Linked DNA regions of Mus musculus: all the other regions are linked to region 1. The links are chromatin loops, found by intact Hi-C in ENCODE. Cell type or tissue: heart. All regions are shown on one strand. Each heading gives the region's core, and the rest is flanking DNA. Links, peaks and the distances in the headings are about the cores only. Region 1 holds the start of Gm36086 (a long non-coding RNA gene). Region 2 holds the start of Mnx1 (motor neuron and pancreas homeobox 1). Region 3 overlaps Gm42245 (a long non-coding RNA gene). Region 4 holds the start of 3110082J24Rik (RIKEN cDNA 3110082J24 gene). Region 5 overlaps Ube3c (ubiquitin protein ligase E3C).

Region 1 (6,333 bases), core at 724-5,723:
GCCAGACTGGTCTCCAGGGTGAGTTCCAGGACAGCCAGGGCTATACGGAGAAACCTTGTCTTGAAAAATCAAAAAAAGAAAAAAGAAAAAAGAAAAAAATCTTGCGTTCATCACCATGCAAAATACACAGCAAAACTACCAGGCTCCTCCCATTTTCTCCCCTCTGTGTTGGTTTGTATATATTTGGCCCAGGGAGTGGCACTATTAAAAGGTGTGGCTTTGTTGAAGTAGGTGTGTCACTGTGGGAATGGGCTTAAATGCCCTCAACCTTGCTGCCCTGAAGTAAGTCTTCTAGTAGCAGCCTTCAGATGAACCAAGCAAAGTAGACTGACTTTTGTAACATTGTATGCATGTATAGGTATGTGTCAGTATCATAAGGTTCATAGTTTTCTAAGAAAAAAAAAAGGATGCTGAAAATGTTGCATGGCGGCACATGTCTGTAACCTGTAACTCTGGAGGGTAACAAGAATAGCATTGAAAATTCTAAGCTTGAGTGGGTTATATATCAAGACTGGCTCTAAGCCAAGATGCTTAGACAGAAAGAAAGAAGCTTTAATTTCGGGTGGGGATTTGTGACTGATGTTGATAAGAAATGATCAGAGGAAATGCATGGACCCAGAACTTGAGCTGGCTCAGAGAATCATGGAGGGGTCTTCCACATCTACCTTTGACATCTGTCTCTGATTTTTTTGTTTACTGTTTTTGGTAGTTTTTTTCAAGACAGGGTTTCTCTGTGAGCCTTGGCGGTCTTGGAACTCACTCTGTAGACCAGGCTGGCCTCGAACTCAGAAATCCACCTACCTCTGCCTCCCAAGAGCTGGGATTAAAGGCGTGCGCCACCACCGCCTGACTCTGATTTTTAAAAAAGTTTTTATGTTAAGTGTAAATTTCAATGACTGATTCTCATTGAAGTATAATGAAGGATAAAACCCACAGATGGTAGTATATGTGTAACCCTTGTGAATCAAAGGCTGTGCCTGGAGGGTGACCTCTGATAGCAAGTTCAAGACCAGCCACACATGGTGAGAATCTGTCTCAAAAAAAGGAAAAGAGTGGTGTTTGATCAAGAGTCTGCTAGCAGAAGAGACAAAGAGGCATGACCAGGATACACGCTATCTGTTTGGTGCCATCAACCATGTGTGTGATTGGTTTGGTTTAATGTCTGCAGTTACGGCAGGAACAGATCCGGCAGTGCCCCATCACAAGGTCTCTAGGAGAGCAAAACCTCACTGGGCCTAAGGTGAGAGACTTGTTCAGACATCATATGATCTGCTCTCAGCTCTGGACAGCACATTTGACATCCAAATGCCTGATCCGGTGAGATTCAGCCCAAGCATGGAGAGGGCTTACTGGGTTCCTGGGGCTCACAGTGGATGATGGCAGGAAGTCGCATAAGAGGATGAGGAAAAACTTGGGCAACTTGGTGCATGATCTAGGAGAAAAACAGAATGCTCCAATGCCAGAGATGGTGAGTCAGGCAAAGGACAAGATGTTTTTCCCTGTGGTCCTTCAGACCCAGGTTGGGTTAATTAAAAGCACTGATTAACCTACCTCTGTCTAGAACACAGAGCATAGACGGAGTTCAGGCATGCCCATCTACAAAGTTCTCACATATGCCTTGGGAATGAGTACTTCAAAGCCAAATGCTGAAAGTCTCAGGCTGGAAAACACTCCAACTGGTCAGTTGGCCTGTAAATGCTCCAGGAAACTGTCCTTCACAGTAGCTTTTGAAGTATACTTCCTGAGAAGAAAGATGGAAGCAGCAAGGAAGGCATGTCAGAGCACTGTGCCTTTCTCCCCCTCTTCCTTGGATCTGCTTCCTGTTGTTCTTTGAGCAACATCTGTGGGTAAAGTTCTTCTGGAATTCCCTGAGCATACATAAGCATTTTGTAGCTTGTCATAGTGACTGCAAACTTGCTTAATGATACACTTTGGCTATTTTCCCATCTATAGCGTCCAGATGATCTCCTCCTCCTCCTCCTCCTCCTCCTCTTCCTCCTCCTCCTCCCTCTCCTCCTCCTCCTCCTCTTCCTCCCCCTCCTCCTCCTCTTCTTCCCCCTCCTCCTCTTCCTCCTCCTTCATGTTTGATCAGTAGTCCACTCCACTGGCTAGCTGGTGTGGCTGTATTTACTTAACCAGACTCAGGTTACTCTCAGTTCTTGTCGGTTTTGATTCCACTAAACAATGCCTGAGCGTTCATTCTACTCTTGACTCACTTGTACAAACCTTGGAGGGACTCTTGGGATGAGGCTGGGCATCCTGTGGCTTCTGGAAAATGCTTCCCAAGGAAGCGGCTCCCGGGCTCCTCCCCAGTGGAGTAATCAAAGGGTCAGACCAGGCAGGGCAGGAAGTAGAACATGAGATTTTTTTTTTTCAGTTTCACTGGCCCCTGGCCAAGTGGAGCAAAGAAGTATCTATAGGAAGCTCAGAGAATTTCCCCAGAACTTCACATGTATTGTTCCCCTGAGGCAGCCAGCCCAGAGCCTAGCCAGGAGCATCCATTAAGCATGAAGTCAGAGTCGTAGGAGGGCCAGAATCAGCTGGAGTTGGCCCTTAACCTAAGCGAGCAGAGGAGCTTCATGCCCCAGGACACAGGATGAACCCAGGTGTCTGAGGCCGGAGCTCCAACCCAGGAGGGAGTGGGCAGGGGGTTAAATTGCTGAAACTTTCCTTGTTCCAGACTCGGGGTTTCCTGATTGTACTCAATTGCATTCTTTCCAGGCCAACTTGATGTTGTTTGTCTCTCTCTCTCTCTCTCTTAGCCCTGTTTCCAAGTCCTGATGACACATGATTGGAATTGAGCTGGAAAAATGGCATAGTTGCAACATCTAAGCCTTCTTGGCCAAAGAGGGGGGATGTCTTTAAATGAGGCAATATCTTTTAGTCAGCTCTTGGCTCTGAGGTTACAAGACAAACCATCAGACAAAAACATGTGAAGAAAATATCTGAGAACAGGCTCCTCTCCACTCTGAGTACCGCAGGGTCAGGACACAAAGCACAGCAACCTCACTCCTCCCACAGGCCTGGTTCACTCTTGAGAACCAGTTCCCAGCTGCTGGCTGTAACCTCGGCACTAAGCAGGCATCTTTGCAGAGCCTGGGCAAGGGGGCTGGAAAGTCTCACTGAGCTGGCATACGAACCTTGATGGAAAGATCTGTGTCTGCTTTGTGTTCACATGCTATGGCGTTCCAACACACCCTGCCACTCTCAGCCCTCCAGCCCTGTACCCATCTGCAAATTGACTCTCCTAGGAGTGTGCTACAAACCCTGTGTTCAGGCAGTCCCTGAACCATGCCCATCACACACTGACTTTAAAATGAAGATGCCAGATGCTACTGAACTAGCCCTACATGCTTCACAGAAAACATCACTTCCAAATGGACTACAAATAATGTACAAATGCCGCCAGAGAGCAGACATAAGGGACTAGGTGAGAACCTAGCTGAAGTTTCTTAGATCATCCCATTCCTTAATTGATCTAGAGAGGGAGCAGCCAATTTTTTTTGTGTGCAACATTTGTGGGTGCTTAGGGGCAGTGGTAACACGCCGGCCAAGGAGCACCGCTAGGGGGCGCGAGCGCCACACGCAGTACTGGGGATCTTCGAAGACCTGTCCTTTCTTTCCTGAAAGAGTGCCAAGCTTGCAGACAAGAGGCCAACGTGAATTAAGAATATTAGAATAATTTCAGCCAAAAACTAATGTTACTTATCACACTTAACATTTAATAATTCCTAAACGGCCTTGGAGTTGGAATCAACTTGGATCGGAGAATCTTTCGTGCTTCCTTCCTTGCCCAGCTGCAAGAAGCCAGGGCAATGAACAGAGCTTTCTGCTCCTGGACTGGGGTTGTTCTGAGGTCCCCAGTGCTCTCTGTGTGGATACAGAATAATGGATCACAATGGTTCTCTGCAGAAGTAACTTTAAGAGAAAAATTTATCCTCTTATTTTACCTCCCAAACTAGATGCATAAATTGAAGTCAGTCATTTTTAACTTTATGTAGTATCTTACAGATGTCCTCAGCACATATTATTTAATTTCACAATAATCCAGCAAGTAAACAAAGACTGTAATCAATACTTGCAGATGAGGAAACTGAAAAACAATGAAGTGAAATATGGTGCCTGGAATCTGCTGCTGACAAACAGCAGAGCCTAGAAAGGGCACATCTCAGACTAAGCCAGGAACTCTCTCACCTGCCCTCATGGCTCCAGCATGGAAGTGGACGACATGCAGGCCAAACTAACACAGAACAACCCTGAACAGCAAACTGTGTGTAGGATGAACTAGAGACCCCTCTCAGTGGTTTACAGCACTTGCTGCTGTGGCAAAAGAAGTAGGGTTCAGTTCCCAGCATCCACTTGTTACAATTCTCTCTCCACAAGATCTTCCTACTTCCTCAGACACAGAGCGAATTTGGTGCATGTACATACACACGGACAAACACTTATACTCATATAATGGATTTTAAAAAGAACTAGCCTCAGCAATAAAAAAAAAAACTATGTGAGAGAAGACAGTTATATATACGTATATATACACATATATATGTATTATATATAGAAAATGATATTGATATGTATATGTATATATGGAGACAGCCCTAAATATGGCTCTGTGTGTAGATACAAGCAAACAAAGGCACAAGCACATTTATAATTATGGATATAGATACTATCTATACAGATATCTATACAGATACTGTTTTAGGTGTAGTTATGTATTGATAGATGTGTGAATACAAAGAAGGGCACAGATGCACACATCCCATTATGCTGGCCACACTAAACACTCTAATCCACAGCAGGATCACACCTGTGCACATATCCCCACCCCTGACAGCCTCCTCAGTCCATGGAAGTTCCAAGTTAGGGAACGAAGTGTATGATGTATCCCAGAAATGATGTCTGTGAAGTTAAGAATGCTGATTGCTGAACCCACTGTTTTGTTTTGTTTTTGTTTTTGTTTTTTAAGACAGAGGATCACAATGTAGCTTTGCCTAGCCTGGCACTAGATATGTAGACCAGGCTGGACTTGAACTCGAAGAGATCCACCCACCTCTGCCCCTCCCCCACAGGGTACTATAATAAAAGCCACAATGACTAGTCAAGCCAACACTTTATTTTGTTATTTTTCTTATTCTTGATTATATTATTATTATTTTATATTTTCTTTATTTACACTTCAAATTTTATTCCCTTTCCTCATTTCTCCTCCAACCCCCCCATCCCATCCCCCTCCCCTTGCTCACTACCACACCCACTCCCGCTTCCCTGTCCTGGCATTTCCCTATACTGGGGCATCAAGCCTTCACAGGACCAAGAGCCTCTCCTTCCATTGATGACTGACAAGACCATCCTCTGCTACATTTGCAGCTGAAGCCTTGAGTCCCTCCGTGTGTACTCTTTGGTTGGTGGTTTAGTCCCTGGGAGCTCTGGGGTACTGGTTGGTTCATATTGTTGTTCCTCCTATGGGGCTGCAGACCCCTTCAGTTCTTGGGGACCCTGTCAAGCCAACACTTTAATAGAGAGTTTCAAATGCTCCTTATTCTTGTCATCAAAGTCTGCTTTTTCTGACTAGAGAATGTAAGGAGTTTCTGGGTAGTCTGGGATACTAATTTATAAACAGGCTTTGCTTGCCTTTCTATACATGAGGATAAAAGTTAAAACTCAAAAAAGCAAACATGTTATTGTATGTTTTTACTATTATAAGATGAATTCTATTTTGGAGATACACTACCCTTCCAGCCAGGGTAGATTTTAAGATAATTATGTGTTTGTGTCTTCAGTAATGTATCTGCTATCAGCTTATTGCATTAAAGGTTTGCTTGTGAATTTGAGATTATGTGCTGATTTATAGCCCTTTCAAATAAAAAGGATTTTCTTCCTTACCTTTTTTTTTCAAAAGTACTTATGATTTCCTCTGTGTGAAGATCCATTTGCCATCAATAACCCCCTCTCTTCTGAGACCTTCTCAGATAAATCCAGTCTGACATTCCTATAATGGGCAAGGCAGAGGAGGGCTTCATGAATTACACCAGGCCAGTGTGTGAGAAACCCCCATCCCACAATTTATGAGTTCCCAATGTTCCCAGGGCATGCTTTGGTATTCTGAAGAGAGAAGTAGGTGTGTTTACTAAACTGACAGCCCAGACAGATGTTTATTGAGCACTGAAGATGGCTGATATCAACACTCATCTGTAATCATGATTTGGCTCTACCTACAATGCTTACTAATCACATCTGACTGTCACTCAGGCAAAGGTGCTCTGTGCTTGGTTTCTCTGTGTAAAAACTTTGTTCTGGCATCCACAGTAGCCTCAGACTAAGTATAGG
Region 2 (6,333 bases), core at 507-5,506, 90 kb after region 1:
AGATCAACAAGGCTAGTCTTCTTGGAGCCAAGCTGGGAAAAACCTGGGTGGCTGCGAGCAAACAAGTGCGCAGGCTGTGATTCTCTCACCACCTTGCTACTTCTGCGGTTCTCTGGGGCCCCAGCTTTCTCTGTTTAGTCATGACCACCGCTTCCAGCAGAGGAATCTGAATTCTGGCAAATGTTTATTTCTGTTTTCTTTTTTGCTTTTTTTCTCCCTCCAGTGCCTGCATCTTCCCAGTCTAAACAAACCCACTCAGACGGAAACAATGGGGTCTCTTTGTTTGGGTGTTGAGTGGCTGACAGGAGAAAGCCATATACATCTTCTGGTCCATCCATTCAGGAAAGGCAGCTTGCCCCTATCCAAGTCAGGCACAGAGCAGAAATCAGAGCCAGGGTGCCCTACACAGACGCTGCATGTGCCAGGGAAGTCGGAAATGTCCCCCCTCCCGCAAGGTTGTCCCTATTGGGTAACAGAGAGGATGCAGAAGACTGGACCTTTGTGCCCTCACCTTGGACAGGAACTCCCCAAGGTGTTGAGCACCTGAAGTTCCCAGCCAGGCACTTTCTATTTATAGACCCGGTGACCTTATATTCAAACAGACCAGTTCGACATCATTTGGAGGGACGCCCACCCTCACCAACACACACACACACACACACACACACACACACACACACAGAGAGAGAGAGAGAGACAGAGACAGAGACAGAGACAGAGACAGACAGAGACAGACAGAGAGACAGAGACATGCAAATGTCTTGCCCTTCAAAGGAAGGCAGAGTCCTTACAAGGGCCACGGAAGAGCTACTTCTGGACCCAGTGATGTGTCTCTTCATAGCCTATAATGGAACCTCTGACAAAGTTCATTTTCTCAAGATAAGTCCCCGGTTTCAGCGACCCCCAAAACCTGCCCTAATCGAGGCTAGCCTTTCCGCGCACTTCCTTGTCCAGCTTGCAGGTTATTCTTTAGGTTTTAGCCTCACACCTCCAACCTCCCCTGTCTGTTAAGAGAGATAGAGAGGCCAAGGCCTGCTTGTGGCCATCTTAATAATTTGAGGCTCCTTTCATTCTGTGCGGCCCACGAGAGGCCTCACAGGCCCAGGAATGAGCCACAGAGGCTTCGATGCTCTTCCACAGCTCGCTAGGAGGTGAGAGCAAAAGGAAGGGGGTGCGAGAGAGGAGGATGCGCGTGAGAACTGTCCGGGTGCGGCGCAGGTACTCACAGCTGAAGTCCGGCATCTTGGGCAGGATCATGCCCGCAGTAGACGCGCGCAGCCACTGGTCCAGTTGGAAGGTGCTGGCACCCAGCTTGATGGGGTCGGCAGGGTGCGCAGGGTGCGCGCCCTGCACCTGAGGGTATGAGTAGGAAAGCGCCGGGTGCTGGCCAGCTAGCGCGGCCGCTGCAGCTGCTGCCGAATAACTGTAGACCGGGTGTCCATAGAGAGCCGCCTGTGCAGGGAGGCCCGCGCCGCCCTGTGCGCCCCCCGGGTGCAGCCCCAGTGCCAGGCCACCGGCAGCCGCGGCAGCGGCAGCGGCAGCCGCGGCGGCTGCTGCACCAGGGTGCGCGTGGTGGTGGGGAGTGCCCGGCCCACCCGCCGCGCCGCCGCCTCCTCCGGCGCCCAGGAATCCGGGCTTGGGCAGCAGCGCGCAGTGTGCAGCCAGCAAGCGTGGGGGCGACGGGCTCTCAGCTCTCAGCCGGTCACCGGGCGCTGCAGTGGCCTCCGAGGATGCGGGACTGCAGCTACGGCTCGCCCCGCTACTGGTCCCCCCGCCGCCGCTGCCGCCGCGGCCGGGACCAGATACTGTAGTCGCGAGGGAAGTGACCAAGGCCAGAGGCGCGCTCTGCGTGGAGGCGGCTCGCGGGGGATCCACGGCCAGCAGGGCGTCGATGCGGAAATTTTTGGATTTTTCCATCGGCTCGATTGGAGCTGACAATCAGGGTCCAAGGGTGGGCGATGCAGTCGTGTGCGGGCTTACGGAGACTGAGCGTGGCGGTGGCCAGCCTTGGGGCCGGTATTGTTACTGCGATTTTTTGCCAATAAAGTCGCAGCCGGAAACTCAGCTGAGAGCGACCATCGTCCAGGCGCCTCCTCTTTGCGGTCCTCGTGGGGACCGCGCTCCACTCACTGGTATGAACTTCCACCGGAGCGCTCCTGCGAGTTTGTGTTGGGGAGACCGGCTCTCTGCTCTCAAGAGCTCAAGCGACCGCATCGAGGCCACTGGTGCCTTGGTGGGGACCCGCGCCCCTCCGCACACTTGAAGCTCAGGGCGGTCTGGGATTGGCGCGCTCAGCGGGGGCCCGAGGAGGGCTGTCTGCCCGGCGATTGGCCGAGGGGCTCACCTGTCACGGTCCAATTAGCCTGACGCCCCGCCCCTGCGCCCCCAGGTCCTAAGCAGCCGGTGGTGAACAGCGTAGGTGGCCGGAGGAGGCAGGTTGGAGAGTTTGGAGGCTGAACACAAGCTTACTGCTTCCTTGCTGCTGGGAGAGTGGTGAGCGCCAGTAACCCTGGGTCCCAGTGAGTGCCCCCCGAGTCCCTTTGACACCTTGTTCCTCCAGAGGCGGACGCCTTATCTTCCTCCAGCTACTCGCGCTCCCTTGAGGGAGTTGTGGAATGTTCTGCACTGAGGAACTAGGTGGGTCCTCACCCCTGAAGTCCACTAGGTACCCAAAACGGGACCCTGAGCTTAGTACACTGAAGACTGTTCGGTTTCCCAAAATCTCTCGCGTTCCTGAGTGTTGATTGCTTCAAGATGGTTTGCGTCCCTGTCATTAACCCTCAGCAGGTCGAACCTTCTTATCTGCCCCTCCCCCAAAAGTATCATGCGCCGCAAATGTTTGTTTGTAGGGTTTCGGTGTGTATAAATACGGTATTAGAGGTTGAAGCCTACAAATCTTCAGTCAGAGTGGAGAGAGAGCAGTTTTCCAACTCAGAGATGCACATTGACTTGAAGGTCGTTTGCACAGGTGCCACTGAGCCGGACCTAGGTGAGAACCAAGTTCTATTAGAGCCTTGCCTTGTGGGGGTGTAGGAAAAAGGCTTTGCGGGAATTGGCCGAGGACTGCTCCCTCGGACTGAGCCAGTTCGCAGGCTAAGGGAGCCACTATCAGGCTCTCGCCTCCTCCTGCCGGCCGAGTTCAGGAAAATCAAGAAAGGGCTTCCAGAGACCGTATTAAAGTGTGAATCCAGACCTCAGCCTGCGCACATATCAAATATTTACTGTAAACACGCTTCCGGGGGCTTTTTTTTTTTAATGTAACGAATCAATAAGTAGTTTGAGAAATCAAGCTTTCTCGCTAGCTCCATTCTCGGGTATCTTCCCCAAACACGAGGGGAAAGTGGGAGGGAGTTCCAGGTCTCTGGATCGCGGCTTCCCAACCAGGTGAGAGGTTAATAAAAGATCGGAAATGGCCCAGGGAAGGCCAGGAGGCTAGGACAATCCTTGTTGGGTGAATTTAAAAGTAGCAGGCAAAGCTGTTTCAAGAGGGATTGGGGGTGGGGGGTAACGATAAATATAAGTAAGGACTATATTTTCCCTGTCAACAAGTTTTGTTTAGGAGAGATTTAACGCAGTGATTCTGTTGGGATGAGTGAGTAGGTTTTTTGTTTTTGTTGTTTTTGTTTTGTTTTTGTTTTTGATTTTGGAGACAGGGTTTCTCTGTCTAGCCCTGGCTGTCTTGGAACTCACTCTGTAGACCAGGCTGGCCTCGAACTCAGAAATCCTCCTGCCTCTGCCTCCCAAGTGCTGGGATTAAAGGTGTGCGCCACCATGCTCGGCTGAGTGGAGTTTTTATTATGACAGGGTGGTCCTGGCTGGAAAATCTGGAACCCAGCGGGGAACATCTTGGAGTAAGTTGTGCACAGCTTTGCAAAGGCCTCCAGCTAGTCTGAAAATAGTACAAGCACATAGCTCTTGTCTTTAGGTGCTGTCTCTTTGGGGTGATGAAAATGCAGCTCTGCCTTTTAGAGGGTTAAAGGAACACTTGTGTTCCATGAGTGGTTCCCTGCCAGTTCTCCTATCTTGGAAGCCCAATTAAGGCAAGTAAGGATGCTGGGATGCCCTACCCCCATCCCCAGGATTCAGTCTTGACCCCATTGCATTTACAGAAACTTGTGTTTAAGGCCCATGGGCCTTTTCCAGATGAGAGTCCCAAAGAAGAAAGAGAACCTAACCATGGTGAGGCAAGTCTCTAATCCCAGCACTCAGGAGGCAGAGGCAGGTGGGGTCTGTGAGTTCTAGGCCAGCCTAGTCTACAGAGCCAGTTCCAGGACAGCAACCAAAAATGCTACACAGAGATACCCTGTCTTGAAAAAAACAACAACAAAACAAACAAAGGAGAAGAAGGAGGAAAAAAAGGGTGGCTGCAGATGAGATTTTCCTGGGGTGGACCTCATGGACCCGAATCATCTCTAAACTACACAACCAGGGTTGTTTTTGGTGATGATACAGTATTAGGTCTACTGAGTTTAGGCACAGGTTTCCTTAGTAAAGTCATCCGAGAAGAGGAATTCATTTCCTGTTTGTTGTGTAGGGGATGTGATCCAAAAGCTTCTAAATCCCTTTCAAACCCTTCCCACTTCGTCTGGTGTTTGACCATCCACCAGGCTAACCCACACCAGTCCCCACCACCTGTGGGCTGAGTGAGGTTGTATCAAGAGCCCCTTCAGCGAAGGGGAAATTTGCATATCAGACTTGATGGATATATTTCTTTGTTTGACAAAGTGGGGGTTGGGCCAAAAAGACTCTGAAGTCAAAGGGCTTGAATATGATCATATATTCTGCTTCGGTTTGAGCGGGAACTTGTATCCTGAGAGGTGGGAGTTGGGAGAGAGACTGGGAGTCGTCTGGAACTGGGATCTTTGTGTGTTTTACGAGTGGAGTGAGCATGCTGCGTCTCTTCCTGTTCCCAGCGTCTATTGACCCAGCCCAGCTGGCTCTGGGGCAGCCTGGGACTGAGCTGGGGGTTTACTACGGTACCCTTGAGAGATCAAAGGTCTGGTCCCAGAAGCATGCCTATTCTTTTTTTTTTTTTTATTAGATATTTTCTTTATTTACATTTCAAATGTTATCCCCTTTCCTAGTTTCCCCTCCCCAAATCCCCTATCCCCTCTCCCCTCCCTCTGCTCCCCAACCCACCTGTTCCCATTCCTGGTCCTGGCAAAAAAAAATAAGGAATGCTTCACAAATTTGCATGTCATCCTTGCGCAGGGGCCATGCTAATCTTCTCTGTATCGGTTCAGTTTTAGTATAGGTGCTGCCGAAGTGAGCACAGCATTCCCATTGTTGTGCCTCAAGGTAGCTCCCTTCTCCAGAAGCCCCAGGGGCCAAATGAGGCTCTTGGAGGGCAGAGAGGAAGACCTCTCCTACCCAAAAGAGGCTGGAATTTAAGGCCCGGTGTACATTTAATCATCTGGCTCCCAGTCATTTTTTTCTCTGCGTCTAGCCAGGATCCCTCTTTTGGGTCTTGCATTAAGTTACTGAATATAACTTGTGATTGAGCCTCCTCTCATTACTGAGAAAGGTGTGTTGATTTATACAAATAACCACAAGGAAATAAGATGTTGGGGTGGGGAGTATAGTGGTTCCACAGTTCAGTGCTTAAGAGTGAGTGCAGCTCTTGAGGAGGACCCAAGTTGGGTTCCCACCACTCACACTCACAACCACCTCCAACTCCAGCTACAGGAAATCGGATTCCCTCTTATGGCCTCTTTGGGTACGTGCATTCCCATAAATAGACACAAACATACACACAATGCAAACATAAAAAGAAAACTTACAAAGATGTTATAATCTACAAGTTTTACCCCTGACATTATACAAGAACTCAGAACAAAACCTACATGCACCCATATTCACAGGTCAGGTCAGCATTGATTCTATAACTGATCACCTACAAACACATCCCTTTCTGTGGAATGCAGCAGGTACAATATATAATAGCCATTAACAAAAAGGCCAAGAGCCTGGAGGTATGGCTAGGAGACTGGATGGAAGGCAGCATTCCCTGCATCTCCCTCCACACACCTGCCATTTGTCTGGCTGTTTCCAAAACTTAAAACAAGCAACCCCCTGCCCACAGCAGCCTCATGGAGAAAGGTTCATGAAGACTGACTTCTCAGCCCTTTTGAACTCCATGAGAGTTAACTCACATCAACATTTTGAGGCGGGGCTGGTGAGATGGCTCAGTGGGTTAGAGCACCCTACTGCTCTTCCGAAGGTCCAGAGTTCAAATCCCAGCAACCACATGGTGGCTCACAACCATCTGTAACGAGATCTGACTCCCTCTTCTGGTGTGTCTGAAGACAGCTACAATGTACTTACATATAATAA
Region 3 (6,333 bases), core at 730-5,729, 300 kb after region 1:
AACAAAAACAAAAAAAGAAGAACAAACCATCTCATCATGGAAGCCGTCATGTTCATGAATCTTGCAAATATTCATTGCAATGAGTCATTGGTCTGGTTCGAGGCCCCTGGTTTCTGTTATGCTGTCAATACTGGATCCTCACCAGGACTCCTCGTGGATATCCTGTTGTTGCTCTGTGTCATAGAGATCTTGCTGCTTTAGTTCTGAAGAACCAGTCTCTTCACATGCTCCAGGAGTTCACAGATAAGAGTGGATGTTGGAGTGGGCCGTCTCCAAGCCCTGGGTGGCAGCTGAGTTGATGAGTCTGAGAGTTGCCCAGCCCAGCCCAGTAGATGGGTGGTCCCTGGCCTCACTCTTAGGAAGTCAGGCATCCACCTGAATTAGCTCTCCCATCCACATTCTAATCCAGAATGGTCTCTCAAAATCATCAATGACATACACAAACTTCCACCCACCAAACACAGCCTCCTTCACAGAGCTTAAGATGTGGCCTTAAACTCCATCTGAAAACCAAAGCATGTGGCACCTGGGATATGAAAACTTGATTCCAAGCTTAGACTGAGGGAAGGGGGTAGTTTCCCACCATGTAGTTTTCAGTAAACCCTTGATAATCCTACCCAGGTCATTTCTAGAAAACAAATTTCTTTATAAGCTGGGTGTGATGGTACATACCTGGGGAGGCTGAAGCTCCTATTTGTACCTAGAAGTTTGAACCCAATCTAGGCAACCTGGCGAGACCTCATCTCAAAAAGAAAAAAGAAAGAGATCTTTTCAGTACTAAGCCCTTCTAAGGCAAAGTTACAAAGTGTTCTAACTGAGGGAATAGAGTAGGCTTCCAGTATTACTTCTGCCATCACACACTGGACCAGTCACCTACCAGGTCAGATGCCCAGGGTTCCTGGGAAGTTGCCAGACACAGTCTCTCATGGCCTCTGCTGCTGCTTAGGCAGCACTCCTGGTTTTCTCCTCCTCCTCTTTTTTAGAATTATTTATTTTATGTTTATGAGTATATGGTAGCTGTCTTTAGACACACCAGAAGAGGGCATCAGATCTCATTACAGATGGTTTTGAGCCACTATGTGGTTGCTGGGATTTGAACTCAGGACCTTCAGAAGAGCAGTCAGTGCTCTTAATCATTGAGCCATCTTTCCAGCACACTCCTGGTTTTCTAGCTTCTCAGAAGCATGCTGACTTGTATACTGGGCCATTCTTGCCTTCCATATAAGTTCCCTTTCTTATTGCTGTGACCAAATCCCTGCCCAAATCAAGGGGAAGAGGAATTTGTTTTGGCTCATAAAGAGTTCAGTCAGTAGTCACTTGCCCACCCATGCAGATTGTCAGAGAATCATTGTAGAATGTGATGCCATGAAGAACTCAGGAGAGGCAGCAAAGCGCCAGGACAGGATTGCTACCGGTAAGCTTCCAGTGACCACTTCACTGGACTGGCGCTCATGTCCCCACCCACAATGTTAGGAGCCCATCCAAGCATTCATCCATTTAGGGCTCCTGCATCATCCTCACGAACATTCAAAAGTTATGTTCTACTAATCCAGTGTTATATCTCAGTCCATGAGATTCATCACCACAATCTTCAGTTCCCACATTCAGTAACCACCCTGATGAGCCTGTCCTGTCCTAGAGATACAAGAGGCAAAGGGCTCTGTGCTCTGTCTACTCTGGGAAATCCTCTTGATGTCTGTCTCAGCCAGAACTGAGGCATACAGTGGCACTGAGTGTGACTTGTTTGTTTGCTTGTTTGTTTGAGACAAGATCTCAATATGCAGCCCCGGCTGTCCTGGAACTCTATGTAGATCAGGCTGGCCTAAAACTCAGAGATCCACCCACCTCTGCCTCTCAAGTGCTGAGATAAAGGTGTGTGCCATTACACCTGACCTCAAGCATGGTCTTAATTTGTCCTCAGCCTCCACTGCTGTGGCATTTCTGGTGGATTCTATGAAATTCCTGCCAGCTGTGCACTCTCTGGGTGGGAAAGACACCCAGATCCTCTGGAGACTGGGGTGAGAGATGCTTGAAGCTAACTTGACAACAGACTCTAGCTGAAAAGAAACATGAAACTCCACAGTTCTTTGGAGGGTTTTGTTGTTTGTTTCCTATATAACAGGACCATCTTCCTTCACTTCTTTTTATTTGTTTTTTCAAGACAGGATTTCACTGCATAACCTGGCTGTCCTGGAACTCACTCTGTAGACTAGGCTGTCCTTGAACTCACAGAGCTCCATCTACCTCTGTCTCCTAAGTGCTGGGATTAAAGACATTCACCACCATCACCCAGCTTCTTTCACTTCTCTAGCACTATTTCCTGCATGGTATATTACACCGTGTCACTCATCTCTTTCTTCCTCGTCCCACTAATATAAGTTTTATTGTGTCTGTTTGATACATTGCCAAGTTCTCAACACATAGAATAATATCTAGTGCACAATAGGTGCTCAGAAATATTTGGTGAGTGATTGATCTGTTCAAAGATGAAAGGCTTTGCTGGGCCCTGTAGATGCTTCTATTCAGGCTATCCCTTGGATCCCAGGATCCCACAAGGTGGCAGAAAAGAATCTACTGACCTCCATATGCAGGTTGTGGCATGTGCTCACCTGCACACACATTGACACACCGAATTTAAAGAAAGGCTTAGCTGAGTTCTTTTCAAGTTAAGACTTACTTACGTGCATTCATGTTCTCACTGATGGATGCTGTTTCCCACCCATCTCCAAGAGTGTGCCTCCAGGTCTGGCCTGCACAGATGAGTGCAGGGATGGGTGCACGCACCAAGGACCCCTGCTTGATATCTAAATGGGAATTTTGCCACCTAGTGGCCAAAGTCAGTTAGGCTTAGACTGAACAGGGAGCATGCCCCACTTAGTGGTCAGTGAGACTCTGCAACTTGACAGGCACAATGTCCACTCTCCATGCAGCCCCCTATCCAGCTACTGCTCAGCAGCAACTGATGAATCATAGCATTTTAATCTATTTACAAGCTGATCAGGCTTGTCTTTCTTGTGTCTCTTCATCACGTTGTGACAACCCGGTGGTAGGAATACAAGGCTGAGCAGCTCTCCAGGTCAGAAGTGGGAACATCACATCACACAGCATCCACATTAGAGAGCACACCGATGTCCTCAGCAGCATTAGTGAATTCACCGGGTGAGCCATGAGGACAGCACTAAGTGGAAAGCAATGGTGCTAACCAACAAATCCTGGCTGTTTCCCTTCAGTGAGATATGCAGAGTGGGCAGGCTCCTAGAGAAGATAAAGGTAGGTGGTTACAGGGCTGTCAGAGAGTGACAAAAGGTGACAACCTGTGAGAATGTTCTGGGATTCCGTAGTAGATCTGGTTGTACAACCTTATGAGTATTACTCAACGTAAAAATTGTTTACTTTTTGAAATGTTATTTATATTGATTTGTTAGAACAAAAACGTATGTACATGTGGCAGAGGACTTACGGAGATCAGCTCTTTCCTGCCACCTTGTGGGATCCTGGGATCCAACTCAGTTTGTCAGTCTTTGTGGCCAGAACATTAACAGTGAGTCATCTCACCAACCTCCCCATTCCGCCCCCACGCCCCCCCCACACACACACGCTTTTTTAAAGATAGGATCTTAGTAGGGTATGCCATTAATCCAAGCACTCAAGAAGCTGGGTTAGGTAAATCTCTGTGAGTTCAAGGCCAGCCCAGTCCAGCACATCCAGGGCTGTTACACAGAGAAACCCATTCTTAAAAAACAAACACACAAAAAGTCAGGGTCTCATTCTGTAGCTCGGGCTATCCTGGAACTCATTATTAGACCAGATTGGCCTGCCTCTGCTTTCCAAGTACTGAGATCAAAGGCATGTACCACTATATATGACAGCCCTTTAAATTTTTTTAAATTATGTTTATTCATTTACTTCGTGAGTGTGTGATGTATGTGTACACACTTGTGGAAGTCAAGGGACAAATTTCAGGAGTTGGTTCTCTCCTCCCCTGGTGGATCCCAGGGATGAAACTCAGGTTGTCAGACTTAGCAGCAAGATGTCCATCTCACCATCCCTAATGTTTTTAAAGACTTGTTTTTATTTTGTATATGTGTGGGTGTTTTGTCTGCATGTGTATCTGTTTCTGACCACGTATATAGTGCCTATGGAGGCCAGAAAAGGGCACTGAACCCTCAAGAATTGGAGTTACAAATGGTTGTTAGCTGCCAGCTGGGTGCTAAGAACCAAACTTGGGTCCTTTGGAAGAGCATTGAGTACTGCTAAGTATGGTGATATATGCTTTTAATCCCAGCAGTTGGAAGACATAGGTAGGTAGACAGATCTCTAAATTCAAGGCCAGCATGGCCTACAGGGTAAGTTCCCCAGCCAGCCAGGGCTACACAGTAAGACCCTGTCTCAAACATTATATATCATTTTCAATGTGTATAAATCTTTTTTGTATGTGTATATGTGCACTGTGTGTGTGTGCTTAGTGTCTGTGGAGGCCAGAAGAGGCACTCCATCATCTGGAATTGGAGTTATGAGAAGCTTGTGAGCCACCATATAAGAGAACTGAACCTAGTTTCTCTGCAAATGCACCAAGTGTTCTTAACCACTGAGCCCACATTTTTTTATGTTGATGTATTGATTTACTTCTGAGACAAGATTCTTTGCACATGAGACTGGCCTCAAGCTCACTGTGTAACCAAGGGTAACTTCTGATCCTCATTTCACAACCTGCCCTGTTCTGGAATTCCAAGTGTGCACCATAGCCAGTTTATGTGGTGTTGGGGATCAAACCTAGGTTTTCATCACAGGTAGGTATCGTTCCAATTGAACCATAGCTCCAGCCTCCAAAAAAACAGTATATTTTATTTTATTACTCTTTTTTTATTAGATATTTGTATTAGTTAGGGTTCTCTAGAGTCACAGAACTTATGAATAGTCTCTATATAGTAAAGGAATTTATTGATGACTTACAGTCTGCAGTCCAATTCCCAACAATGGTTCAGTAGTAGCTGCGAATGGAAGTCCAAGTATCTAGAAGTTACTCAGTCCCACTTGGCAAGCAGGCGAGGGAGCAAGAGCTTTGATCTGGGATTAAAGGTATGTTCCACCACACCTTTAATCCCAGATGACCTTGAATTTGGAGATTTAATCTGGAATCCATAGCCACTATGCCTCAAGGTCTCCATACCAAGATCCAGATCAGAAACTTCTATCTCCCAGCCTCCAGATAAGGGTCACTGGTGAGCCTTCCAATTGTGGATTGTAGTTCATTCCAAATATAGTCAAGTTGACAACCAGGAATAGCCACTACAATATTTTCTTCATTTACATTTCAAATGCTATCCTGAAAGTCCCCTATACCCTCCACCGCCCTGCTCCCCAACCCACCCACTCCCTCTTCCTGGCCCAGGCATTCCCCTATACTGGGGCATATGATCTTCACAAGACCAAGGGCCTCTCCTCCCAGTGATGACTGACTAGGCCATCCTCTGCTACATATGCAACTAGAGACACAGTTCTGGTTAGTTCATATTATTTTATTACTCTTACTACATTTTATTTACTGATTGTGTGTATGTGGGGCAGTGGTTGTGGGGCATCTTCAGGGCTCACTTGGGAGGTTAAGGAACAATTTTCCAGAATCTGTTTTTTCTTTTTTTTGGTTTTTCGAGACAGGGTTTCTCTGTGTAGCCCTGGCTGTCCTGGAACTCACTCTGTAGACCTGGCTGGCCTCGAACTCAGAAATCCGCCTGCCTCTGCCTCCCAAGTGCTGGGATTAAAGGCGTGCGCCACGACGCCCGGCCTGTTTTTTTCTTTCTATTATGTGGTTCCCAGGAATCAAACACAGGACATCAACCTTGGCAGCAAGCACCTTTATATGCAAAGTCATCTCACGGACCCAAAACTGTATATTTCTGAATTTTTATATCTTAATAAAACTGATTTTTTTACTTATTTATTTATTTATTTATTTTAAGTAAATGAGTACACTGTTGCTGTCTTCAGACACACCAGAAGAAGACATCGGATCCCATTACAGATGGTTGTGAGCCACCATGTGGTTGCTGGGATTTGAACTCAGGACCTTTGGAAGAACAGTCAGTGCTCTTAACTGCTGAGCCATCTCTCCAGCCTGATAAAACTAATTTTTAAATCCCATTTGTGAGCTGAAGAAATGGCTCAGCATAATAGTTCTTCTTGATCTTCCAGAGAGCCTAGGGTCAATTCACAGCACCTACATAGCTGCTTACCATAGTTTGTAACTCTAGTTCCAGGGTATCCAATATACCCTTCTGGTCTCCATGAATACTAGGCATGCACATGCTGTGCAGACATACAAACAAACAACCA
Region 4 (6,333 bases), core at 573-5,572, 710 kb after region 1:
CATTATACAACAGTCACACATGTACAGAGGCATCACAGACTAAGCATACATGTACACATGTGAAGGAGATTCACACACCAAGCACACATGTGTAGCAGCATCACACACCAAGCACACATATGTAGCAGCATCACACACCAAGCACACATGTGTAGCAGCATCACACACCAGTCACACAATGCAGTGGCATCACACACCAGGTACACATGTACATATGTATAACAAAATCACACACTTTGCAGACATGTATACATGTATAGCAGCATCATACACACAGCACACATGAACACATGTACAGCATCATCTCATACCTGGATCAAATGTAACATGGTATCACACACCAGCCAAACACCAGGTACACATGAACACATGAGCAGCAGCATCACACACCAGGCACACATGTACACATTAACAGTGGAATCACATACCAGGCACACATGTATAGAGGCAGAACACACCCACACCCGGCACACATGAACACATGTGCAGCAGCATCACATAGGAGGCCCACATGTTCACATGTACAGTGGCATCACACACCCTGCATACATGTACAGTGGCATCACACACCAGGCACATATGTATACATGTACAGCAGCAGCACACTCAGGCACACATGTATACATGTGCTGCAGCAGCACACACAAGGCATACATGTACATATGTGCAACAGCATCATACACAAGGCACACTTGTACACATGTAGAGTCGCAACAAACACTGGTCACACATGAAATATAGTTTAGAAAACAAGGCAGACATGTCCGGCGGCATCACCCAACAGGCAGACATGAACACATGTGCAGCATCATCACACATAGAGCCACACATGAACTCATGTGCTGCACCATCCATCACACACCAGGCACACATGAACACATGAACAGTATCATCTCACACCTGGATCACATGTAAAGTGGTATCACACACCAGTCACATATGTACACATTATCAGTGGATTCACATACCAGGCACACATGTATAGAGGCAGAACACACCTGGCACACATGTACACATGTGCAGCAGCATCACATAGGAGGCCCACATGTTCACATGTACAGTGGCATCACACACCCTGCACACATGTACAGTGGCATCACACACCAGGCACATATGTACACACGTACAGCAGCAGCATACTCAGGCACACATGTATACATGTGCTGCAGCAGCACACACGAGGCATACAGGTACACATTTGCAGCAGCATCATACACAAGGCACACTTGTACACATGTAGAGTCGCAACAAACACTGGTCACACATGAAATATAGTTTAGAAAACAAGGCAGACTTGTCAAGCAGCATCACCCAACAAGCACACATGAACACATGTGAAGCAGCATCACACAACGGGAACACATATACACATGGGAAGCAACATCACTCACCCAGAACACATGTACACATGTGAAGGAGCTTCACACACCAAGCACACATGTGCAGCAGCATCACTCAACAGGCACACAATGCAGTGGCATCATATACCAGGTACACATGTACACACGTACAACAAAATCACACACCTTGCACACACATATACATGTACAGCAGCATCACAAACATGGCACACATGAACACATGTGCAGCAGCATCATATATAGAGCCACACATGAACTCATGTGCTGCAGCATCACACACCAGGCACACAGGAACACATGAACAGCATCATCTCACACCTGGATCACATGTAAAGTGGTATCACACACCAGGCAAACACCAGGTACACATGAACACATGAGCAGCAGCATCACACACCAGGCACACATGTACACATTATCAGTGGATTCACATACCAGGCACACATGTAGGGAGGCAGAACACACCCGGCACACATGTACAGTGGCATCACACACCAGGCACATATGTACACATGTACAGCAGCAGCACACTCAGGCACACATGTATACATGTGCTGCAACAGCACACATGAGGCACACATGTACACATTTGCAGCAGCATCATACACAAGGTACACTTGTAACATGTAGAGTCGCATCAAACACTGGTCACACATGTAATGTAGTTTAAAAAACAAGGCAGACATGTCCTGCGGCATCACCTAACATGAGTCCTGAGCTACATAATGTTATAGCTGATTGGTCAGCCTGAGCTACATAGTGTTGTAGCTGAAAGGTTTATGGCAATGAGCATTTCGGCACCCAGATTGTGAATTTAAAAGGACTATTCCTACTTAAAAGGACCAGGTATCCCTGGAGCCATGGCTGATAATAAAATGTTCACTGGGAACTTGTGAGCACTCTGTGAGGAACATGCATGAGAATACTGCCTCAAGATGTGATGCCTACTTCAGGGTTTGGCAGTATAGCCCTACACAACTGCTGTCCAGAGTCTGGGTTATGCTTGCAGCCCTGGCCTTTACCCTATAAACTGTCATATTGTGTTGTGTGACAAAACTTTTCCTGTGGAGGCACACATATCTACTCACCTCAGGGAGCCCATGACAGACCAAACTACAGATGCCACCAAAGTTATGTTTCCTGAACCATGAGTTTTATTGGGAATGTGGGGAAGGAATATAGAGCAGAAGTGATTCGAAGACAGCTGCATTACTAAAGCCCACCCCGGCTCACGAAGCTGGGAATCTGGAATACACTGCACTGCTCAACAGGTGGGAGAGTGCCCTTCCAAGGTGGCTCAGTTGGTCTAAGCCTCTTCAAGGTAGCTCGGTAGGCTTCTGCTTCTTCCAGGTCTTGCTGATCTGGTCTCAGAGTCTTCTTTGTTGCATGGCTTTGGAGCTGGTCCTAAAGAATCTGATGAGTTTCAGGGACTTCCTGAGGCTCCTTTAGTTTATCTTCTTTCTTAAGAAGCTTGCCTGCAGGATAAAATGTTTCAACTTCAGAGGAAACTATTACACAACATGTGGTCACACTATTCAAGAGAGACCCTCTTCCCTACCAGGTGGGAAAGTGAACTTTCATTCACTCATCTCTTTCACGGCTCCATCCTTCATCTGCCCCCACGCCCATTAAATACTGCTTGGGGTACTGAGGCAGAAGGAAGGGAAATTCAATGATGTGGCTATGCTAGAAAGAAGTTCAAGGTCAGCCCGGGCAGCTTCTTGAGCCTTGTCTGAAAACCGAAAACAAGAGAAGGGCTGGAGGAGCACACGTGGCAGGCCCTGAGTATGGAAAAAGAAAAGGGAAAAAACGCTCTTGGCGCCATGGCTCAAGGCTGTAATGCCTGGCCTGTAGTACTCCAGGAGGTTAAGGCAGGAGGGTGGGAAGACCAACCTAGACTACATACAAAAAGACGGGTTCAGGCGCATCAGATGAAAGGGTTTGTGTGTACACGTGTTGAAGTCTCCTGAGGGCATGGAGGCCAAGACTGAATAGAGTCCATACTTTTAAGGACCAGACTAGGGACCAAGGTCCTTCTTGAAGAGCACTCAGCCACGACCGGCCTGCACCTGCAGAGGGCGCCGCAGACACACTGAAGCGAAGTGAGCCTCCAGATGGGTGCGAGAGCAAGGCCAGCAAAGTTTCTGGGAAAGGCTTCTCCTCTAAGAACTCGAGAGCTTCAGACAGGAGGGGATATGAAAGTTGGTAGAAAGAACAGAAAAGAAAGAGACGGTTTAAAAAAAAAAAAAAAAAAAAAAAAAAGAGTGCTGCCACTGACCCCAATCGTTCAGGTTTGAATCTGTTTTCCCATCTACAGAGCAGATTGGGGGGAGGGGGAGGGCGTGGGGGGGGTGGAGCGGGGTTTCGGAAAGTGCTCTTACAGGATTCCAACACTACTTAGATTCAAACTCCAAGTGCCGCCTGCCCTCTTTGCTCCTCCCCAGTCTGAGCATCCCCGCCGCTGAGCTTGGAGTAGCGGATGTGAGCAACGCAGCAATCCTGAGTCCGGACTCCGCGAGGCCTTGGCACGAGGGGAAAACCTCGGACACCCACCCGGCCAGAGTCCCATCGGACCTGTTCTCTTTTCCCTAACCATCTCCACCCCGAGCACCCTGTCACCTGGGCGCTCCGGGGGTGCGGGCCCGGCGGGCGGGGCGCGGGGCGGGGATGGGGGTGGGGGCTGATGCCCCGTGGAAGGAGGCTGGCCACGTGACTCCCGAGGCTCAGCTGGGCTGCCAGGCGGGGAGCGCCGCTTCGGCCCAGGAGGAGGTGGTGGGCGCGCAGCCCGAGCTGCGCGGGACTGGCCGTCGGGGTCCCGGGACGGCGAACCCCGGGGAGCGCCCATGCCATGGAGAAGCTGGCGGCCGGGCTGGCCGGGCTGCGCTGGAGCATGGGCGCTTTCCCGCTGGACCTCATCGTCAGCCGCTGCCGCCTGCCCACGCTCGCCTGCCTCGGACCAGGTACCCGGTGTCTAGAGGGGAGACGGAGGCGGAGGATGCGAAAAGTCGGGGCTTCGCTCTGTTGGAGCTGGCAGGACTTACAGGCGCATTCAGTCACTACCCTCCCTGTCCCCGTTGATGGGGGGCTTTGCTTGTCTTCTGGGGCTGCTCCTGGCACAACCGGAGCCCCCAAGTCTGGGAGCCGCTTCTGGGCCCCTCCGACCCCCCACAGGGTTAGTAACTGGCCGCAGGGTTGCAACAAAGTTTTCAGTCCCCCTGGAGCCAGTAGCGATGCTGAGTCTGTGGGCCGCTCTGTCGGTGCACCCCGCTTTCCCGGCGCCTATCGGCCCCTGCCCAGGCCGCACCCCCTTGATCCCTTTGTCTTCCAGCCTCTCACCTTCATCGTACCGCATCTCTTGGACCACGATAGGTCTTTCCCTACCATCCCCGCTAGTCCCTTTTTGGGACCTTTCCTGAACCGTCCTTTGACATCCTGAGGTCTTTTGGCAACGGGCAGACTATCCTCCGGAGAGGCCTGAGTGAGCGGGCCGGCCACCAGGCACCCCCCTCCCACACACACACACCCTTCCCTATCTCAGCAGAGGACCCCCGGCCCTCCCCCACCTCTCGTCCTATTTCGCCAGCAGGTGCGGGTGTTCCGATGATGGGACCGAATATAGGAGAGCCTGAAGGCTGCACAGAGCAAGAGGACTGTAGTGTTGGGGGAAAGGGGAGCTGTTTGGTTGGGGGAGGGGCGGGAGCCGGGGCTGGCAGCCAGGCTGGGGGTTTTGTGTGTGAGAAGAATAGGGGTTTGGCCCGCGTTGGCACACTCGCTTCCCTGAATGCTAATGGGACTCCTGTGCTGTTCTTGGACTGGCAGCCCCTCCTCAGACCCGCAACAGCAAGAACTGGGCACAGTGAGCACCAGGCGGGCCGAAGCAGGCTCAGTGGGACTTCAGTGTGTCCCGGTCCTTTAGGTGGAATACCTGGCAGTCTAACTCTGGTGGGACCTCACTCACTGCTCAGCGTGAGATCCCAGGACTGCGCTTGCAGCTGGACTGTGTCTGCTTGTGAATAGGAAATTCTGCCCTAGGTTCTTCCTGCTCACTTCCCACGCATCTCTTTGACACCCTTTTCTTTGAGTTCTTTTCTGAGCGCTTCTTTATGGCTAGGACTTCTCTGTGCTTCCCTGACACCTGTGCGCCCCATTCCACAGGGCTGCTGGCTTTTGGGGAGGGCCAAGGAGTATGGACATTCATTCATTAAGTGAATGAATGAATGAGCAATAGTGTGGGATGGCCTAGCTGTCTGTGACAGTGTGGTTATTACTGTCGTAACCATTAGAATAAAAATGTATGCTTGAAATTGTGTGTCCTTGGAAGTCCTCTCGTTGGTATGCATTCAGGAGGGGTCCCCTGGTAGGATCTTGAGACTGAGTTGTGCTGTTTGGATGACAAGCATTTGTCTTGTTGGGTGCAGCTGAACTATTGCTGAGGGTGACCCCTGGCTATTGGTGTGTATACCTGTGTGGCTTTGGCCTGTGTCTCTGTGGAGGAGTGGGGGGTGGGGCTTGTTAGATTAGCTCCAAGGAGAGCTTGTAGAGCTGGAGGAGAAACAACAAACCTCCCCTGTGCATATTTGCACTTTAGTGCACATACATCCTCACACCCAGAATGGGAGATCTTCCCCTGAAAGCCCTGCATACCCCACCCATTGTTCACCCCACATAGACATGCTTTATGAAGTCCCCCGCTGTTAGAGTAAACCATTTCCCATTCATTGGGCTGGTAGAAAAATTGTAAGATGTGTGTGTGTGTGTGTGTGTGTGTGTATGCCCACACGCGCGTGTGCACGTGAGGGGGCTGGGAAGGAGACATCCCCACCCCCACTGTGCCCACCAGCTGCATCCAGGATACGCCCCATCAGTCTCCTGGAAGCTGGGCTGCCCCCTCCTGCTCCCCTGGAAACCGTTGCTGGGGATGGAGCCTCTTGAGCCCAGACCCCTCCCAACCCCTGCACCTCTGCCCCTGGGC
Region 5 (6,333 bases), core at 732-5,731, 200 kb after region 1:
TTTAATCCCAGCCCTTGGGAGGTAGAGGAAGGCGGATGAGTTGAGGTCAGCCTTGTATACAGGGTTACATAGAGAACCCTTGACTCAAAAATAAAAATAAGTCCAATAAAAGATTTAAAAGCAAGAAAATAACTAGTTTACATGGGCAATAAATCAAACAGTGGAAAATAAACAAAATTGTCCACTTTTCTTTTCACTCTGTCCTTTCCTTCCCTCCCAGATTTTATTTCTCTTTTTCAGACTTGGCTTCTGGACTTTCCACAGCCTCCCACGGCTGTCCTCTGTGTGTATCATGTAGGTGCCTACATTCCTCTCCTTGTTGAAAGCAGTCTAATGCTCCTTAATCCCAGTACCTGTCTTTTTCCCTTAATAATCCAGCTGGGAGAAGGGTAAGGCAGGCAGATCCACTGCATTGTTGAGTGACTCTGGGACTGGCTTTAGTACCGTGTTCTCTCTCACTGCTGATAGTTTAAATGGCTGTTAAAGTTGCTTTCAAGATTGAGTGGTTTAGGTTCTTTTGTTTGTTTTTTGAGACAGGTCTCACTGAGAAGTCCTGGCTAATCTGAAACTTGATTGTCTCTATACCCAGATTGTTTTAGCCACCCTCCTATCAACTGCTTTCCAAATGATGACATTAGAGATGTGCACCACCATACCGGGCAGTATTTTCCCCCTCTCTTATTCAAATAACACTTAAAAGAATATTCTTGTGACTATCATTACCATCTATAGATTAAATTCCTGAAAATGAAACTTCTAAGTGCAAGTTTTGGATTGAGTAAGTGTTTCTAAGTTATCTCTGAGGAAGTTATGTCAGTGTATGAAAGATCTTGTTCTTCTACGTGCCCTACACATTGCATTAGTTAACATTATATATATCCCAAATACACGTTAGAAATAAATTCAGCATCACAAAGAAAGAGACCACCATTCTTACTGAAGTGTCTGGATGAAGTAAACACGTTACTTGGACCAAGAGGATGTGCTCTGTAAGAGCAAATACACACCAAGATGGGACATGGATTTGGTTTTTATACTAAGGAAATTTGCAACTTTATTTTCCCAGTTGGCTAGAGTCTACCTCACAATCTTATTCAATTGTCTGAATAATCTGAAAGAATTGGTGCATAGGAAATGGAGGAAGTAGGGAAGGAATCAAATTCCTAGAATCGAGCACTGGGTCTTTGAGTAAACAGGGTTTTACTGGATGGGGAAGATTCAAATATTTCCAAGTCTTATAAGGTAGAGGAGACAAAAAGATCTTAATTCCTTGTCCTACGCACAAGTTTTATAGTATTAGAAAAGACTCATATTTGATATTTCTTTCACATATAGAAATAAGAAATCCTTATTTATAATTTTTCACTTTTTTTTTTCTTAACTGGAATTGAACTTCTTGTGATTAGAAGATATATTTTCTGTGAGGTACATATACTTTTGCTGATTTTTCTCTTTGGTTGTTGCTTTTCATATTATTACTGAATGCTATAACAGGTCATTTTTGTGCTGTTTCAAATATTTGTTCCCACTTTGTGATTTGTCTTGGATATTGGCTATGATGGTTTGCTTTGTAAAAAATTTGAATTTTGTGATCAAATTTACATGTCTAAGCTAAGCTTTGCAGCTGTTTTAGAGAATGTCATCCTTGATGTTGAGATTTAATTAAATTAAATTTATTTTTGAGATTTTAACAAAAACTCAGTAAGTGTGGTTCAGTGATGCAGCTACAGGATGGAGCTGCAAAACTCATGTTATTTTGCAGATTCTGATCCGAATTCCTGTCTGCCTTGTAGGCTGGTTCATTTTCAGCCTCATGGTAAAACTGCACTTTTACTAGTATGAGTCACATTGGAAATTAAAGTCATGCCTGTGCTTTTTATTCCTGTTAACTACTGAACCTGATAACCAGTTAGATACTAAAGGAAAATTTATAAAATCTGAAGGTGAAAATGGTTATATAAACAAAGGTATTGATAATGAGTAGAATAGTTGGTATATCTCTATCACATTTCTGACTCTTTGGAAACATCTTTTAGTCTTTACTATAAACTTGATAGCTACAAAGGAAAAACATAAAAAAACAAGTAGATTGAGCTTTTTGAGGTTTTTTTTGTTTGTTTGTTTTTTGTGTTTGTTTGTTTGTTTGTTTTGGGGGGTTTTTCATTTTTTTTTTGTTTTTTGTTTTTTGTTTTGCAGTGGCTAAGAGAATGAACTTGTCCTATTATGTACCCCAATTCCAGGGAAAACCACCGTCACAGTTTTGAGATCCAAGATCTCTTGGATCCTGTTGATCTGTAAAGCTATGGCTGCAAAATTACTAATTGGGTAACCTGCTGCCACAGTTAGGTTTGGAAGTAATGATTTGTGACAAAGCAAACAAGATATTGAACAAGATTTTTTCCTCCCTGATGACACAGTTGTGTATACAGATAGGTAGATTGAGAACCAGATTGTGGAGCCACTGTTCTCCAGGGCAGACAGTTGATCTGTTCTCTTGGAAGGAACATCCTGTTATAGGCTGGACTGATGGCTCCTTTACTGAATAACCAAGGCTGTGAAGCCATTTCTAAATCCCTAAACTAGAGGAAATCCTTTGCTGTCTATTGACATGACTAAAGCATTGTGTGACAGGAAAGGCAAAGGTAATATGCTGGCTTAAACAAAAGGGTATGTGGTCTTTTGTGCTCTAGTGCTGGAAACTATCCAAAATAAATTTGCTTCCTTCTGTAGGCAGCATTCCTGATCTCTGTGCAGGAACATTTAACAGTGTCAGTGCATGGAGTGTCAGTGCATGGAGTGTCCACTTTGGTTAAAGCAGATGACCGCTCCAGGCTTGTGAAGGCAGGCACCTGCTTCTCTTCACACTGGAAGCTGCCAGAGCCCTTCTTTGTTCAGGAGGATGCCAGGTTTCAGGACTGTAGGGGTTTGTCTGGTTTTGTTTTAGTTTTATTTCTAATCCTTCTATCTCCCAAGTGTGGTGTTACAGTTTGGGAGCTGGGGTGGGGTGTGACAGCTCAATTGAAAAAGTGCTTCCCATATAAAAATGAGGGCCTGAATTTGATCCTCAGTCATGATGGCAATGAATGAGCGTGCAATCCCAGTACAGTGAGGTAAAGATTGACTGATCCCTGGGACTTGGTGGCTGCCAGCCTAGCCAAATAAGGGAGCTCCAGGTCCTACTGGGAGACCTTTAATCTATAGAGGCAGGTAGATTGCTGCGAATTCAATGTGATCTTGGTCTGTCTCAAAACAAAAACAAAACAAGCAACCAACCACACAGACAACAACAAAAAAACCCAAGCTGGACAACTCCTATAGAATGATAACTCATACAACCCTTATTGATATTTAATTAATTAAAAATGATTTACCGGGTGTGGTAGTGTTTATTTTTTATCCCAGCACTCAGGGGGCAAAAGCAGGTGGATCTCTGTGAGTTTAGGCCAGCCAGGCCTACATAGAAGAAAATCCTGTCTCAAAAAAAAACAAAATTTACATTTCCCTGGTGATAAAGGATGTTGAACAGTTTTTCAGGTGCTTCTCAGCCATTCGGTATTTCTCAGTTGAGAATTCTTTGTTTAGCTCTGTATCCCATTTTTTAATGGGGTTATTTGAATTTCTGGAGTCCAGCTTCTTGAGCTCTTTGTATATATTGGGTATTAGTCCCCTATCAGATTTAAGATTGGTAAAAATCCTTTCCCAATCTGTTTGTGGCCTTTTTGTCTTATTGACAGTGTCTTTTTCCTTACAGAAGCTTTGTAATGTTATGAGGTCCCATTTGTCAATTCTTGATCTTACAGCACAAGCCATTGCTGTTCTGTTTAGGAATTTTTCCCCTGTGCCCATATCTTCAAGGCTTTTCTCTACTTTCTCCTCTATAAATTTCAGTGTCTTTGATCCACTTAGACTTGAGCTTTGTACACGGAGATAAGAATGGATCAATTCGCATTCTTCTACATGATAACTGCCAGTTAATGCCTGTACCATTTGTTGATGCCAGTGCCTGGCAAATACAGAAGTGGATGCTCACAGTCATAGGATGGAACACAGGGCCCCCCCATGGAGGAGCTAGAGAAAGTACCCAAGGAGCTGAAGGGGTCTGTAACCCTATAGATGGAACAACAATATGAACTAACTAGTATCCCCAGAGCTCTTGTCTCTAGCTGTATATGTATCAGAAGATGGCCTAGTCGGCCATCATTGGGAAGAGAGGTCCCTTGGTCTTGCAAACTTTATATGCCCCAGTACAGGGGAACACCAGGGTGAAGAAGTGGGAGTGGGTAGGTAGGGGAACAGGGCAGGGGGAAGGTGTAGGGAACTTTCAGGATAGCATTTGAAATGTAAATAAAGAAAATATCTAATAAAAGAAAAAAAGAAAGAAAAGAAAAAAAAGAATTTCACTAAATTAGAAAACCTCTAAAAAAACAAAGTTAATAATTAAGTTTATTTTGGTAGTACTGGAATTTGAACTGGGGCTTAATACATGTTATAATGGCAGTAAGATATATATCTCCAGCTGGCCCCACCAAACTTTTTTTTTTTTTTTTTAAAGATGAATTCTACTAAGTTACCCAGGCTTGCCTTGAATTTACCCTCTTGAGTAGCTCAGATTATGGGCCGTTGTCTGGTTTAAAATGTAATTTTAAAAGTAATGTATTTTGTTCAATGTGTTTATTACAAGTGTACATATTTCACCATAGAGATATAAGGCCTTTTCAAATAAATGCATGTACTTTGTCTTGGTAAGACTACCAGAATAGTCACATTGTGTCTTCTGGGTTGTTCTAAGCTGGAATTGATGGCCTGCTGTGTCTATTGAGTAGTTGTAGTGAAGGCTGTATTCCCCCCCACCACCCCCGCCATTAGTTATTTTTATAAGTATGGAGTCATGGTAATAGACCTGGATCTATGAATTAAAATATAATGGCTATTATTGTATAATGTCACTTGAAGCATGAGAGAATGTTGGAAACTAAAGCTGGTAGACATGATTAATACATACATTCAAGACAGGAATCGTTAAGGACGAGTGTTGGTAGGGGGAAACCAAGTGCTATGAGGGATGTTGAGTGTGATTTGAGAGCAGATAAAGTCCACTAGTCAAAAGCTTGTGGCTTTAATGCTGAACTTGTGAGAGTCTGTTGAGAGTCTGGTTGTATAGAAAAGTGGAAAAGGCATATTCAGATTAGGGAGCTCAGTTTGAAAAAGAACAGCTTTTGATAGCTATACTATTTTTCTAGCTTTTCTTTGTCTAAAGAGTTTAAAATGCCAATTTCAAAGCAACTTTTAGTAAAATTGGGGAATCCTTTAGTGAGTTTAAAGCAAATTGTATGGCTTTTGGACGTGTAGTAGATAAAGGCTTCTATTTGAAGTTTTCTGTGATGAAACTATAGTTTCCTTTAGCTTTATATATTGATGGAGAAGCTTAGTTCTATATAATGTGTTTGTATGTCATCATATATGCTGACTTTACAGTGCTTGTTTGCATATTTGATTCTCCATATGCCAGCAAAAACAGGGAGTGTTAACTTTAAGTAGATTTTTGGGAATCCTTTTTGGACCAACACATTCTGTAATCTTTGATGTTTTCAGGCTTGAAATTATTCTAATATTGTCTATCTTTGAATTTAGGAAGAAAAGGCTTCTCTTTTACATCGCACTCAGGAAGAAAGACGCAAGAGAGAGGTAATGGTTTTGATTACTCTATATTACTCTTTATAGACACATTTTCTGTAGTTATTTTTAAAGCTTTGCTTTACATGTACATGTATGTATGTTATGTATGTTTATCTTTTGCAACAGTTTTGGATGTGTTCAATTTTTCATTCTTGAACCACTGTAGGAAAAGATAGACTTGAGGCTGAGTTCTGGGTAGAGAAATGTAGGATTTTGGTTTTTTTTTTTTTTTTTTTTTTTTTTTTTGCTTATAAGGTTTCTAGAAGGTCTAGAAAGGCTTAATGTATATTGCTCATATTTCTCCATATAAGGAGAAAACTGAACTTTAAGACATTTGCCTTAGCTATTGATGAAAAAGATAAGAAGAGCTAATGACATTTTGTTTCTTGTTTCTTTGTTTTTTAATTCCTGTTTTTAAGTCCTTCCTGCCAGCCTGGCTGTATAGCCTAGGCTGGTTTCAAACTCCATTTTCTTGCTTTTCTAGATAAGAGTTTTAGGTCTTGCATTTTACTTGTTTTTTATTTATTTATTTATTTATTTATTTATCTATTTATTTATTTTTGAAACAGGGTCTCTCTTTGTAGTCTTGGCATGGGTCTTTGTAGCCCTAACTGTCTAGAATCCCTAGATCTGCCTGCTTCCACCACTGCCCTGGGT

Evidence for each region. Hi-C counts contacts between places; a loop is a spot of excess contacts. Peaks named below come from ENCODE experiments on the same cell type or tissue, not always from the same donor. Only the 100,000 strongest peaks of a DNase experiment are listed, where the experiment ranks them.
Region 2: it touches region 1 in a loop (3-fold over the local background); 3 of 42 quality-filtered maps call a loop at or near these places.
Region 3: a loop joins it to region 1, with 10 times the contacts of the local background. A loop is called at or near these places in 29 of 42 quality-filtered maps.
Region 4: a loop joins it to region 1, with 5 times the contacts of the local background. A loop is called at or near these places in 2 of 42 quality-filtered maps.
Region 5: a loop joins it to region 1, with 2.2 times the contacts of the local background. A loop is called at or near these places in 3 of 42 quality-filtered maps.

The regions. Positions count from the first base shown.
Region 1 is chr5:29,386,003-29,392,335 of GRCm38, forward strand. It overlaps Gm36086 (a long non-coding RNA gene), which reads right to left and starts at 2,300. Exons shown (of 3, transcript XR_389809.3): 1 at 2,227-2,300; 2 at 1,552-1,741; 3 at 858-1,432. In heart, for the core only: no CTCF peak of the experiment used is centred there; DNase peaks (open chromatin) are centred at 2,389, 3,109 and 3,569; H3K27ac peaks cover 650 bases.
Region 2 is chr5:29,476,359-29,482,691 of GRCm38, forward strand. It overlaps Mnx1 (motor neuron and pancreas homeobox 1), which reads right to left and starts at 2,112. Exons shown (of 3, transcript NM_019944.2): 1 at 1,227-2,112. The coding sequence starts at 1,917. Gm24538 (a small nuclear RNA gene) reads right to left here and starts at 5,273; the gene lies at 5,167-5,273. In heart, for the core only: a CTCF peak has its summit at 3,128; no DNase peak of the experiment used is centred there; H3K4me3 peaks cover 1,762 bases; H3K27ac peaks cover 525 bases; H3K27me3 peaks cover 5,000 bases.
Region 3 is chr5:29,685,052-29,691,384 of GRCm38, forward strand. It overlaps Gm42245 (a long non-coding RNA gene), which reads right to left. Exons shown (of 3, transcript XR_880916.3): 3 at 1-3,255. Among named protein-coding and RNA genes, the nearest start is that of Gm42245, 12 kb to the right of the region's middle. In heart, for the core only: CTCF peaks have their summits at 2,834 (motif pointing left) and 3,500 (motif pointing left); no DNase peak of the experiment used is centred there.
Region 4 is chr5:30,101,083-30,107,415 of GRCm38, forward strand. 3110082J24Rik (RIKEN cDNA 3110082J24 gene) reads right to left here and starts at 5,004. Exons shown (of 3, transcript NM_001256263.1): 1 at 4,925-5,004; 2 at 3,981-4,332; 3 at 2,502-2,836. The coding sequence starts at 4,277. The coding sequence ends at 2,807. It overlaps Garem2 (GRB2 associated regulator of MAPK1 subtype 2), which reads left to right and starts at 4,114. Exons shown (of 6, transcript NM_001167879.1): 1 at 4,114-4,321. The coding sequence starts at 4,210. In heart, for the core only: a CTCF peak has its summit at 3,427 (motif pointing right); DNase peaks (open chromatin) are centred at 3,429 and 3,899; H3K4me3 peaks cover 1,684 bases; H3K27ac peaks cover 276 bases; H3K27me3 peaks cover 4,041 bases.
Region 5 is chr5:29,581,644-29,587,976 of GRCm38, forward strand. It overlaps Ube3c (ubiquitin protein ligase E3C), which reads left to right. Exons shown (of 23, transcript NM_133907.3): 2 at 5,632-5,685. Among named protein-coding and RNA genes, the nearest start is that of Ube3c, 16 kb to the left of the region's middle. In heart, for the core only: no CTCF peak of the experiment used is centred there; no DNase peak of the experiment used is centred there.